Regions from separate parts of the Homo sapiens genome. Here region 2 is linked to region 1. Evidence: chromatin loops called from intact Hi-C (ENCODE). Cell type or tissue: Calu3. All regions are shown on one strand. Links, peaks and the distances in the headings refer to the core of each region. The heading gives the core; the rest is flanking DNA.

The links. A loop is a pair of places that touch in the nucleus more often than their neighbours do. Peaks named below come from ENCODE experiments on the same cell type or tissue, not always from the same donor. Only the 100,000 strongest peaks of a DNase experiment are listed, where the experiment ranks them.
Region 2: a loop joins it to region 1, with 2.5 times the contacts of the local background. A loop is called at or near these places in 2 of 110 quality-filtered maps.

What each region holds. Positions count from the first base shown.
Region 1 is chr5:109,309,422-109,315,863 of GRCh38, reverse strand. The region is part of intron 3 of LOC285638 (a long non-coding RNA gene); the gene reads left to right. Among named protein-coding and RNA genes, the nearest start is that of PJA2, 97 kb to the left of the region's middle. In Calu3, for the core only: no CTCF peak of the experiment used is centred there; DNase peaks (open chromatin) are centred at 2,613 and 2,923.
Region 2 is chr5:108,651,173-108,657,614 of GRCh38, reverse strand. No RefSeq gene overlaps it. Among named protein-coding and RNA genes, the nearest start is that of LINC01023, 74 kb to the left of the region's middle. In Calu3, for the core only: no CTCF peak of the experiment used is centred there; no DNase peak of the experiment used is centred there.

The DNA of each region.
Region 1 (6,442 bases), core at 745-5,744:
ATTTGGCTAAGAGTGCTAAATAAAAAATAACTTCCTAAAACCCTTGGCTTTAGCCCATCCACCACTGAACCTTGTCACTCAAGCTTTCATGAGTTCAGCCATACACTAATGTAGAACTATCATGCCAGATTTCCCTGAGTCCCTCCATTCCTGATGAGCAGATGATGAATAAATGCAACTCAAATCTTCTAAGTCCATCAAAGGAGATTCTAAAGAGCCTTGAAAGTGGAGCTGGTCCATCAAAACAATTTATTTCTTCTATTTGCTATTACAAGAATATCACATTGAGGTTTTCTTAGTTTACTGTTTAGTCTTTAATAAAGTTACAGCTATGATGATGCCAAGGTTTGGAATAATTGTATAAGAGGCCAAGTTACTGTTCTCAGAAAGCCGACTCACTCTACCCATATTAAATAGTACATGCTATTTTTGTTTTCCTAGCCTGATGAGTACAATGATATTTTAGTCATCATTACTTATATAGGATAGTAGTTAGTGATGTTTTAAGTCCTTAAAAATAGATTCAGCTGAGTGCCCAGTATTTCTAATGATTTGCAATTGTATATACATCATTAAGTATTCCATACAGCATCCTGACTCCCCTGAAACCATAAACTCAAAAAATCTTTTTTCTTTTTTCTTTTCTATTTTTTCTTTCTGTTTTTTCTTTTCTGTTTTTTTTTTCTATTTTTTCCTTTTCCATTTTTTCCTCTTCCATTTTTTCCTTTTCCATTTTTTTCTTTTCTTTTTTTCTTTTTGATACAGAGTATTGCTCTTGTTGCCCAGGCTGTAGTACAATGGCGCCATCTCGGCTCACAGCAACCTCCACCTCCCGGGTTCAAGCGATTCTCCTGCCTCAGCCTCCCAAGTAGCTGGGATTACAGGCATGTGCCGCCACACCCAGCTAATTTTGTATTTTTAGTAGAGACAGGATTTCTCCCTGTTGGTCGGGCTGCTCTCAAACTCCCAACCTCAGGTGATCCACCTGCCTCAGCCTCCCAAAGTGCTGGGACTTTGGGAGCCACTGCACCCAGCCTCTGTATTTCTGTAAAATAAGTTTCAAGGAGTTTCTGGAGAGTAGATTGTGTGTTAGAATAGATGGATTACCTACCTACGTTTCAACACTGACGACAGGTAACAGTTCAAAGACTTCCCCCTGCACCGCCCACCCCCCGCTGCACCCCGCATTTAATCTAATCTTCTACTTTTATTCCCCACTGAGAATTCAATCAGAAACCAGAGAATGTGAGTGCTGGGAGCAACTTTAGGAACCATGTGAAAGACCTTAGATTCGAGGTTTGGACTCTTGAATTGAAGGAAATGTATGAGCACACGTCCTCAGAACATGTCCATTAAAGCATTTATACAGAACCCCTTGGATCCCACAAAAATCTGGTTTTCTTGGGCTTGGAGGACAAAGTGACTTGTTCAAGACCAGAGTGCAAGCTGGAGTTAGGACTCAAGCCTAAAGTATAGGGTGTCCTCGATAAGTCCAGAGTTCATTACTTACAGCCTTGCTGCTGTTGCTCGTTGACATGAGGGACTTGAAAGATATTATCTAATAGACCGAACAGTCATGAAATTATTCCCTGTTCAAATATTCTCCATTTCGTGTTGATTCCCACCAATCATATCAGTGTCTTTATTTAGGTTCCAGTATGATTCGTGGTCTGGAATATTCAACAATGCACTGTTAACACAATGTCAATTGATCTGCAAAATAAAAATGTAAATCTTGTGAAATATTCAGGATTTCATAGAAGTAATGTCTGATGGAAGTGAATGGAACTGCTCAAAATTGCACATGCTGAGGCTTTCAAAAGTGAGGCTAAGTCATCCTCTTTGTGGTCATGTTGCAAAAAATCAAGCATTAAGTAAAATATGGTATATGCTGAACTACAATTTTGTTGGAAAGTTATACAAAAATGTAGTTTTTTAGTTCTATCAAACCTTTGTTTTCATCACGTACTATGAAATTCTGGTTGCTATTGTGAGTGAATTCACCTTAAGTAGCTTTTATTCTTTTACCCATTCTTAGATAATGAATATTTCCTGTGTTTCATTCCAACTTCAAGAAGCAGACCTTTTTATGTGTTGATCTTTAGCTACATCTTTCTTACTCCAAAGTTCCTTGAGAACTCATTTTACAAATCTCCAGGATTTTTTATCAGGTTCTTAGATATGGAGTGGTGGTGATGACCCCTGGGAAATAAAATTGTTGTGCTACAAATTGAGTACATTTTGATTAACTCAGAACATTTCTGAAATTCCATGTGCAGTGTCACTCAGTATTCTGAAAAGTGTCATTGAAACCAAAGGGCATAGACGGGAAATAGATGAATTCTAGGTTACTTATTAAATGTGTCTTACAGATTTTTATAAAGTCTTATGTAGTTTGGATAATTTGTGACTATGCATGCTTCTGTTTCTAGATATTTTAATCATTAATTTACAGTATAAAACAAAGACATGCTGTTTGATAATCTAAGAACAGATAACAAAATTACCTTTATAACTAGATTGTTTGGGTTTACCCAGCAGAATGGAATTTCCACTAATTTGAACCAGGAAATAACTAGCAATTTCTCACTGGGACTTCACAATGGCAATCAAATCCACAGACTTGAATTAAGGCATGTCAGGCATCTCTCTTGCTTAGCTGTTCAACATTTCCAAAGTGTTTTTGCCCCAAAACATTTAAGCCTGAGTGTCAGCGGTAACATAGGCCTATCGGTAGGGTACATTATAATTTATTTAAACTGGTGCAGTTTTGAGAGGGGCATTCTTAATTACACTGTGACAACAGCTGTAAACAAGGACTGTCCCAGCAAACAAGAACTTGTGACTACTCTACCTACTGATGACCTGTTTGTTGCTCAGCAACCAGAGAACCTGACTCTCATTATTTACAAAGCCCCCAATGTACACTCAACCCCATCTGCTTGAGACCCGAGTCCTACCTTATTTGGGTATACAGCCTTTGAAGGCAGTCTCCCCAGGAGCCCAGTATACAGAAGGAGGCAAGCTATGCTGTCAAAGGGTCAGACAGCGTCCCAGCCCTCTGGGCTCTCACCTCTGCTTACTTCCTTGTCCATTTTGATTGAAACACTTCTAAGAGTGTTTTAATCACTCTTAAACTTCTAAGAGATCAAGGCTGAATGATGTAGCAGGATTAAAATTGGCTAATCTCATCTGAGCACAGAACATGAAGTGGTATCTGTGTGTGAAATGATGAAATGGGGAACTAAAGTGGAATATTATGATTTCTGCTATTTCACTAATGGTGAAAACCATTTCATTAAGGCTGGCCAATGGTGAACTTCTTTGAGCCCCTGTTTCTCCTATGTAAAATGGTTACGGTGATAACCTGTATCATCTGATGGCTTGTGACAAGGTCTCAGACTGCTCATTGCCCCCTACATCTACTCTCCTCTTCCTTCTCGTAACAAAACTCGCCAAGTTTTAATTGGGCATACATTCCCCAAACTAGCTTCTCCTATATCTCTTGTGAAGGCGGTGTGTGCAACTTCCCCATCATGTCTTCCTAAGGAAGCTTTGGGCTGTCCACTCCCTCTTTCCCCCTTTCAACTGGCTAGGAAATGCCAACAACTGGGACAGCCAACTTGGATCCAGGGATGGACATCACTTTCTGACTGACAGACACTGAATTCTGTAATAACATGTGAGAGAAAAATGTTTATTTAAGCTACTGTACTTGTGGGGGTTGGGAGCTTCCCAATCACAGCCATAAAACATATAAGCAGCAATAGTGGATTTGTAAAGCCAATGACTTAGCTTCAAGAGGTGTATGTTATAGTCCTGTTGCTTGCATATCCTTGGACATCTTTAAGTTCTGGGATACATGTGCAGAACGTGCAGGTTTGTTACGTAGGTATACATATGCCATGGTGGTGTGCTGCACCTATCAATACATCACGTAGGTTTTAAGCCCCGAATGCATTAGATACTTGTCCTAATGCTCTCCCTCCCCTTGCCCCTTGCCCTACCCCCTCACGCCCCCCGCCAGGCCCTGGTGTGTGATGTTCCCTTCCCTGTGTCCACATATTCTCATTGTTCAAATCCCACTTATGAGTGTGAACATGTGGTGTTTGGTTTTATGTTCCTGTGTTAGTTTGCTGAGAATGATGGTTTGCAGCTTTGTGGTGATTCCTCAAGGATCCAGAACTAGAAATACCATTTGACCCAGCAATCCCATTACTGGGTATATACGAAAGAATTATAAATCTTTCTATAAAGACACATCCACACATAGGTTTATTGCAGCACTATTTACAATAGCAAAGACTTGGAGCCAACACAAATGCCCATCCTTGGACATCTTTAAACTTCACGTTGCTCATCTTCAAATATAAGTACAAATAACACTTGACACATGGGCAAGTATAAAATAATGAATATACCCTACTGTTACTACTTTTCAGAGCCAGGTTTCATCTCCATGAATTCATTCATTTGGAAAACATTTAAGGATCCAGATACTACTTGAGGCACAGTTATCTAGCATTGCCTAAGATAGCAAAAGTTTCCAGCCCTCATGTGGACAGAGTAAACCAATAACAAATATCAGACAGTGATGAATCTTACAGTGACAATAAGACAAGGTGGTGATTCAGAGATTGAATGGGGAACCATGATGGGGCATGATCAGAAAAAGGACTCGGACATTTCTGTTGAGTGAATAACAGGAACCAATCCGTAAAGATCTACAGGGAGAAGATTCCAGATGGAATACCTAGGGCAAAGAACCTATGGGGGAAAGAATGTAACTTGTCAAAGAAAAAGCCAGTGTGGCTGGGGCTGAGTGAGAACATGGTGGATAGTAGAAAATCTTATCAGAGGAAGAAGGAGGCCATTGTCTGTCTACACAGTTCATGGATTCAGGGCAAATGAGAAATCATTAGGGGACTTTAAACAGAGATAATACAGAGACAGCAGCCCATGCAGACTTCCTCAGATGTGAATACTACATACACCTAAGTGCAGGCAGCTCATGTGGAAACCAATTTTATAAGTCAGACAGCTTCTTAAAATGGGGACCAGGTTCTAGGTGCCAGGCATCTGAGAGCACATGAGGATATCGGAAAAATGTTTCAACCCAGGGCTGATACTGTTGCTAATTGTCCTTTATCCTTAAGGAGGTTAGTAGCTTGGAATTTGATGTCAGAAACAACTGGCTTTGAATCCAAGCTGCTGTACCACTAGATGTGACCTTAGATAAAACACCCTGCCTCTGAGAGTTTCACTTGTCCTCATCCATAAAATGTGGGAAATAACATCCATCAAAGCAGTGCTGTAAGGCCTTGACAAAAGATTATGGTAAATCGCCTGGCACATTGTAAATACTCAGTAAAAAGGTATATGTAGTTAAAGTTTTTCTACAGTCTTAGAACTCATTAAAAAATCATGAGGCCAGTCCCTCACTCCACAGAAGTGCTGAGGCAGGAACTGAAGAGTTCAGGACTCTCCTGCCACCCCGCCTGGGACCTGTTAAAATCCTCTTACGCTCCCACCTGCACCCACCTTCCTCCAGAGCCCACACTGCCTTCTCCCGCCTGCGAACTCCTGTCCCACCGATGAGCTCTGCAGTGCTCTGCCTGGCAGCTTAGCGCTTATTTTGGCATTCTGTGTGGGGATCCCTAGTCTTCCCAATCAATTAAGGGCACCCTGAAAGAAGGGACCATTTACCATGCTTCACCTGTGTCTTCCAAGGTGCTTTCACTTATAGAAGGTGTTTAGCAAGTAACATGTCTGAACGAAGGAATGAACACAGATGAATGGGAGCATTCAGTGGATCACCCCTGTCTCCCTCCATCCTTGTCACTTGCTGCATATCTTCCACTTGCCTTGGGATCCTGTGGCCAACCTGCTCTGTGCCCCTGGAGGCTACCTCAGCGGGCTCCCTTGCCTTCTGGCTTCTGATGGGGTTTGGCTGACAGGAGCTGCTGGCAGGAGACTGGAGAGTGGGCAGAGGGCGAGCTCTGGGCTAGGCCAGCTCCACTTGCAGCTGTTCTTCCTGGGATGGTGTAACTGTTCCATCCCCCCTCTGACCAAGAGTAGTGACTCCCTGCTGTTGCTAGCCCTGGAAATTTCCTTCTAGTTCCTAACACCGTGCCCACATCACTGTGAGTAGTTTTTAAAACTCTTCAAATTACCCAGCTTAGCTCTGCCATCTTTTCCCCCCCGCCAAAGAAAATGATACATCCCACACATTATGTCAGGCAAATATACCACACCAGGTAGAACTAAATGTACTCTAGTCTAGAGGAGGATTTGGACTTTTATTCTAGGAGAACAGATGCCACTGCTTCCCTTGGTAAACCAAGGGACACCCACCAGGTGTCTGTGAGCCTGCTATGACTGAGACAAACAAATTCAGATGAAGCTGTTCATTGTCTTGAACTGAGTTGTTCGTGGGAATTGC
Region 2 (6,442 bases), core at 621-5,620, 660 kb after region 1:
GGTCAGGGACAGGCATAAATTAGTTAAGTCAGATAAATGAATCTCTATTCTGAGGCTTTTGTCTGAGCAGTTGAGAAAGAGCAGCTCATTTTCTGTTGAGGCTGCTAGAAGTCACTATGGTAAAAGACAAAAGTAGCTAGGATTACCAACTATAACACAAAGCCAACAGAAAAAAAAGAGGTAAAGTTTATTGAGCAAAGTGAGACTCCCTGGATCCAGCTATGAGTGAAGCCAGAGCACCTCCTTGACTTTGTGCTTTTTGTTTTTGTTTAGAGACAGGATCCTCGCTATATTGCCCAGGCTAGTCTTGAACTCCTGAGCTCAAAGGATCCTCCCGTCTCAGCCTCCTGAGTAGCTGCGATTACAGTCGCATGCCACCAACCCAGCGTTCTTGACTTTCCAGTTAAATAGGCCAATACCTGCCTTTCTGAGCTTAGTTCGATTTTAGTTATGTTGCAGTCACCTTTAGCCTAAAGAATCCTATAGCTTTCTTCTCTTTTTAAACAGCTCTTTCAATCCCTCTGTCATTTGCTAAACCATTCACTCTTGTCTCCAAGCATAATTATTTTATATATCCGTGCTTTTGCTTGTGTTGTTCTTTCTATCTGGGACACATCTGGGAGATGAAGGCATCTCCATTGGCCCAATCTTCTAAGATCTATTTTGGATGTTACTCTCACATACGATGTCTTTTCTGCCCTTCAGCCACATAAAGTCTTATCCCTATTTGAATCCCCCCATACCCTGCTGAGTCTTCTTCATCATTAAATATTTAACATCTTTCACCAGTGGTCCATATTAGATGCTCAGTAAACTAGTGTGAATTGAATCAGAGAAAAGGAAAATGAAGCTAATGCTTGTTGGATTCAGTCGACTTAAGGTTCTGAGGAAAATAACAGGAAATAGCTGATTATCCTTTCTATATCATACCTAGCTTTCATTTCTTCCAGTAGACAGGTAGACATTTTTACTGCTACTTCTTTAATCACATATGATGCTGTAAACTATAATTTTGCAGAATAAAAGCACTTTCATTTGAACCCATGGAACATAGCAGTAAGTCTGGTTATAGGAAGATATTTTATTTACTTTAACATTGGTTGCTTCTCTTTGTACATAAACTTTATTGTTTTTGTTGCTCTTATTGCTGTTTTGGTGTTGTTTTTTCCAAAGTCAATTTTGTAGATTTGTTTTACTAGCAATTTCAGTATTTCCGAGGCTGCTATATATTGCTTTCTTCTTTGGAATATTGCAAAATTCTTTGAGTCTTGTTCAAGTTTTAATGTGACATTATTTGAAAGGAATGTTTAGTTGTATTCAGTGTTTACGTAACACCTGCCGGTTTATTCTCTGAGTAATTTACAGCTCCTCTAGGGAATAGGAAAGTAACCACAAGGTAATCTGGCAGAAGAGGGGTTCTTTCTATAAATGCCAACCTGAGTGGTTAAACATGAAAAATTCGATCAAACAACTTGAGCTCTTGTCTATGTGATGCCAAAGACACACTTTTTACCCCCGAGTTAAAATAGTTACTTTGATATCACATAAACACAACTCATGGAATCAACATTGAATTTAAAAGGCATTGTAGGACTGAGATCCAGACCCTTTCCCCCTTGCTGCCACAGGCTGCATATACTTGAAGGGCTGCTTTATAGTGCAGCAGAAAAAAAATCTAGGAGTTTATGTTTGTCTTAGTAAGTGGCTTAGAAAAGGAACTAGAGATAGTTTATGCTTTTTCCCATATTCAGCTCAAATACCATTGAGAATTTTTTTTTCCAGATCTGAAGGGTGGGGGAACTTGTAGGTTTGGATTTTATATGTACATGTATGTGAGTTTCTGAATCAAGGTATTTCTGTTTCCACATGCTTTTTTAGCTGGCTTTATAAGTAATACTTACACTGTTTCTACCTGATTTTTCAAGTAATACATATTCACTTACAAAAAAAAAAAAAGACTACAAGCCGGCTACGTTGGCTCATGCCTGTAATCCCAGCACTTTGGGAGGCCAAGGCAGGAGGATTGCTTGAAGCCAGGAGTTTGAGACCAGCCCGGGTAACAAAGGAAGACCCTACCCCCAACCTGTCTCTACAAAAAAAAAAATTAATTAGTTAAAAATATGCATGTTGTAGCATCTATCAGTACTTCATTTCTTTTAAAAAAGACTACAATAAAATATTATTTTATAGCCACTTTATTAATTAAATTAAGAGATTTGGCATTCCAAGTACTGGAGAGGATATAAATCAACAGCATCTTTTATATGTCAAGAGTTTAATTGGTTTAACTACACTGAAAAATAATTTGGTATTATGTTGAAGAGTTGAGAATTCATAAACCTATGGCACAACAATTGTACTCCTTAGACTATGCCCAAAGGAACACGTACCAGGAATTATATACAAGAATGTTTACAGCAACCCTGTAACAGCAATAAGTAAACCAACCAACCAACAAAAACTGGAAACAATCGAAATGCCCAGCGACTAGGAAATGTATAAATTAACCATTGAATAATTAAGCATCAGTGAAAATGAGTGAGTTATAACTACATGCAACAGGCTGTATTAATCCAAGTAACATACTGCTGAATAAGAAAAGCAAGTCTCAGAAGACTGCATACAACATGATGTCCTTTAGTAAAGTTCAAAAGCAATGTGTACTAAACAACATTTCATTTCAGCATACACACATATAATAAAAAAGAAAAGTAAGAGAATGATAAACCCCAATTTAGGAAAATGATTATTTATGGCAGGAAAGCAAAAGCATGCAATAGGGAAGAGTATATGGGAGGGTTGAATCATTGTTATTGTTCTAATTATTGGATTATGTGGTAATTTGTGGGTGTTTGTTATGTTACCAAGAAATAAAATGAGACCATGCTATGAATGGGCCAAGGATGGTAGCATGCCATTAACCAAGAATGAAGATGAATCCAATTCTGTGTACCTGAAGTCCAGAGTTTAAAAATAAAGGACAGTAATTGTATACAAGCATAATAAGAAAAATCCATATTACCTGAAAGTACTTTTCTCAGTTTTAGGTAAACAGGAACCAGCTTCCTTATCTCTTCTTGGACTGCCATTCTTAGTAGGACTTCCACTCTCAGGAAGGCTAAAGCCAAAGGCGCATGCTGACCGAGGCTATGCTCTTTTAAAAGGATCCTCAAAGTCCCATTTAGCTTCTATGAGGCTTTTTAAAATCTCTGCCTTTATTAATCCTGCTGGTTCCCACCAACTTCTCTCTATTCCCTTCTCTCTTTCACATTGCTTCTGTTTATTATCTCTCATTGCTTCTGATTATTCATGACCTCAGTATCTTACCTTCTCTGTTATTTGGCTTTGTTCCCAAAACAAATGATTCATTCCAATGCCTTACATTGAGAACTCCTTGGGAGAGATCTATTTGGGAAAAGCTCATATATCAACAACCTAAAATGTCTCTAACCAGTAGATCGATTGCCTGCCCTGATTCATTCACTTGGGACCACAGGTAACAGCAAGGCAACTTTTGGGAAAATCTCATTTGAGAAGGGCTGTGGGCATGCTGGACATTCCCAAACGTGGCCCATCCAGGACAAGCCAGCTCATAATGTACAGCAACATAGGCAGGAAGAGCATAAAGTGATTAGGAAGAGGGAGGATTTCTATCTCCTTATGGTTTCAGGGAACATTAGCAACTCATTTTAGACTAATGTGTAAAGGATTCTTGGAGGAGGTTTTTTTGTGTTTTGTTTTTTAAAGGAAAAGGAAGGAATTTCACATTGACTTGGGAAAGCCTTAAACAAAGAATTGAGGAGAAAGGAATGAGCCTGCAATGAACGGAAGTGGGTTGAAATATTAGGATGTCTGACATGGTAAGAGAAGAGAGAAAGAGAGTCTGGTGTAACTGGTAGAGAGAGATTGGTGACAATATTAATCAATCCATTCATTCAACAAACATTTATTTTTGAATAGATACATGTACATGAATTAAAATATGTTAACCACTGATAATAGTGCCAGGTTTTGTTCCAGGTCTTGCTATATACCAGTAAATAAAACCACAAAAATATCTGCCCTGTGGAATTTATATTCTATTATTATTTAAGTTGGGTGCTTAAATAACTTGACTCACTTTATCTTCATGGGAGTACTCTGAAGTAGAGTCATCTATATGAGCTTGCGTGATCTACTCTCTGCCAGGCTCCACTCCAAAAGTTTTACACACTTTACTTCAGATACTCCTTACAACAACTCTATGAGTCAAGGTAATGTTATCACCCTCATTTTAGAGGTGGGAAAACTGAAGCATGTGGATAGGTTAAGTCACACAAGCAATAGGTGATAGAGCTGGGATTTAACTAGTGGATCTAGCTTCAGAGTCTGTGATTCTTGTTACTTTGTGATGCTACTTTTCTGCTGTGCTGTAATATTATTCAAGACACAGAGGTAGGTATCAAAACTCAGGTCTGACTCCACACAGTAGGTATTCTGGCTACAGTCATACACCATAAAATTGAGACTTTGAACTTGATCTATAGAACCATCAGAAGTTGTTAAGGAGTTTCGTGAAGGAGGTACAATGGCCCAAACAGGGAGAAGTAGAAAAAGAGAAAGAATGAAGGTGGTAGATTCAAGTAGGAAGTTGCAGACATCTAGGTGAGGGTGAAGAGTGTACAGATCAATGACTAACATGGGAATAAAGAGGTCAGAATGAATTGAGTCAATATTAGTTGCCAGTCTGCAGGAAAGTATCATCAACATTTGGGAAATGGCCTGATTTCAGATATTCTAAAAGAAGTAGAATGGGTCAGGCGCGGTGGCTCACACCTGTAATCGCAGCACTTTGGGAGGCTGAGGTTGGTGGATCACGAGGTCAGGAGTTTGAGAGCAGCCTGACCGACATGACCCCGTTTCTACTAAAAATACAAAAATTAGCTGGGCGTGGTGGCACACGCTTGTAATCCCAGCTACTTCAGGAGGCTGAGGCAGGAGAATTGCTTGAACCCGGGAGGCAGAGGTTGCGGTGAGACTCGATCCTGCCACTGCACTCCAGCCTGGGTGACAGAGGAAGACTCTGTGTAAAAAAAAAAAAAAAAATAGAATGAGATAAGCACAAGCTTTAATAATATTATATAAATACTGTATTATGAACTTTATGGACATGGCAAACAACACTTAAAAGAGGAAATTATATGAAATAAAAAGTGAATTTATCCTTTCTCTTTCTCCCCCAATACTAGTTTTTTAAAAATACAACTGATGATTATGATCATAACTCTAAATAATCAATTTCTGCATACATCAATTTAACAGTATCTGTTGATGCCTAATAATATGAAATGAGGAAATTAGTACTCCCACACTATTTCTGCACTTCTGCTATCTTCCCAAATTCTTAGTTTTATCATGGCTTTTACACTGTTGTTGACATTTACATTCTACTTTACAACTATAGTTGTCTTTCATGCTTTACATAAAGGACAATTTTTTTCTCAAAAATTAGAAGCCAAAACACAAAATGATAAATATTATGATAATGTTAATATTATTCCCTGTATAATCGACTAATGTGACTGGAACCACAGGAAAGAAATGTAGGTTATGTTATAGACTTGTGCCATTCAAAAAATAAATGTTCAGATACAAGGCATAAGTGGATTTTCTTTTCTTACTCTGTACCAATTATTCAAAATAATAGTATATCTAAGTTTGCTTCACACTCATCCTGTGATTTTCTGGTACAGTTTTCTGTTTTTCCTGACATTTTTAGTTGCCTTCCATCATTCTGGTTCAATGAAGAAATATGACTTTTTCTATCACACCACTAAGATTTCTGGCTTCTTTGTTATTCCTCTTGAAATAGGAGGCTGCTCACATCCAGTTCTGATTTTGTATGATTGCTTTCTAGGATTGCTGCTCAGCTATCTTTCTGATATTACTTTCCTCTTGCATTCTTAGCTTAGTCTGTTCTATTGGATTCCATGTTGCCCTCTTCAGTGAATTCTTACATTTGTTTTTCTGTGGTATATCCTCAAATATTTTTGGAAAAGTAAATGGAAGTAAATTTTTTGAGTCTTTCAGTGCCTAGAAAAGTTTTTATTTTGCTTATACCTTCTTCTTTTAATAAATATTCTAGATGAGTCTAGGTTAAAAATAATTATCCTTCAGAATCTAAATGTATTGTTTCATTGTCTTTTGGTAACCAGTATTGCTGTTGAGGAGTCTGATGCCAATCAAATTTGAATTCCTTTGTAAATGACCATTTTTTCCTCTCTAAACTTTTAGAATATTTTTGAAAAATCATGAGGATGTGACTAAATATGTTTTTCTTTATTAGTCATACTTATAGGTTGTTATGAGAGTGAATGAGATAATCCATGGAAGGCACTTAGTGGATGGTGTCAACAATATTATTCCTGCTAGTAGTAGTCATCCTGCTCAGTGGTGAATAAGC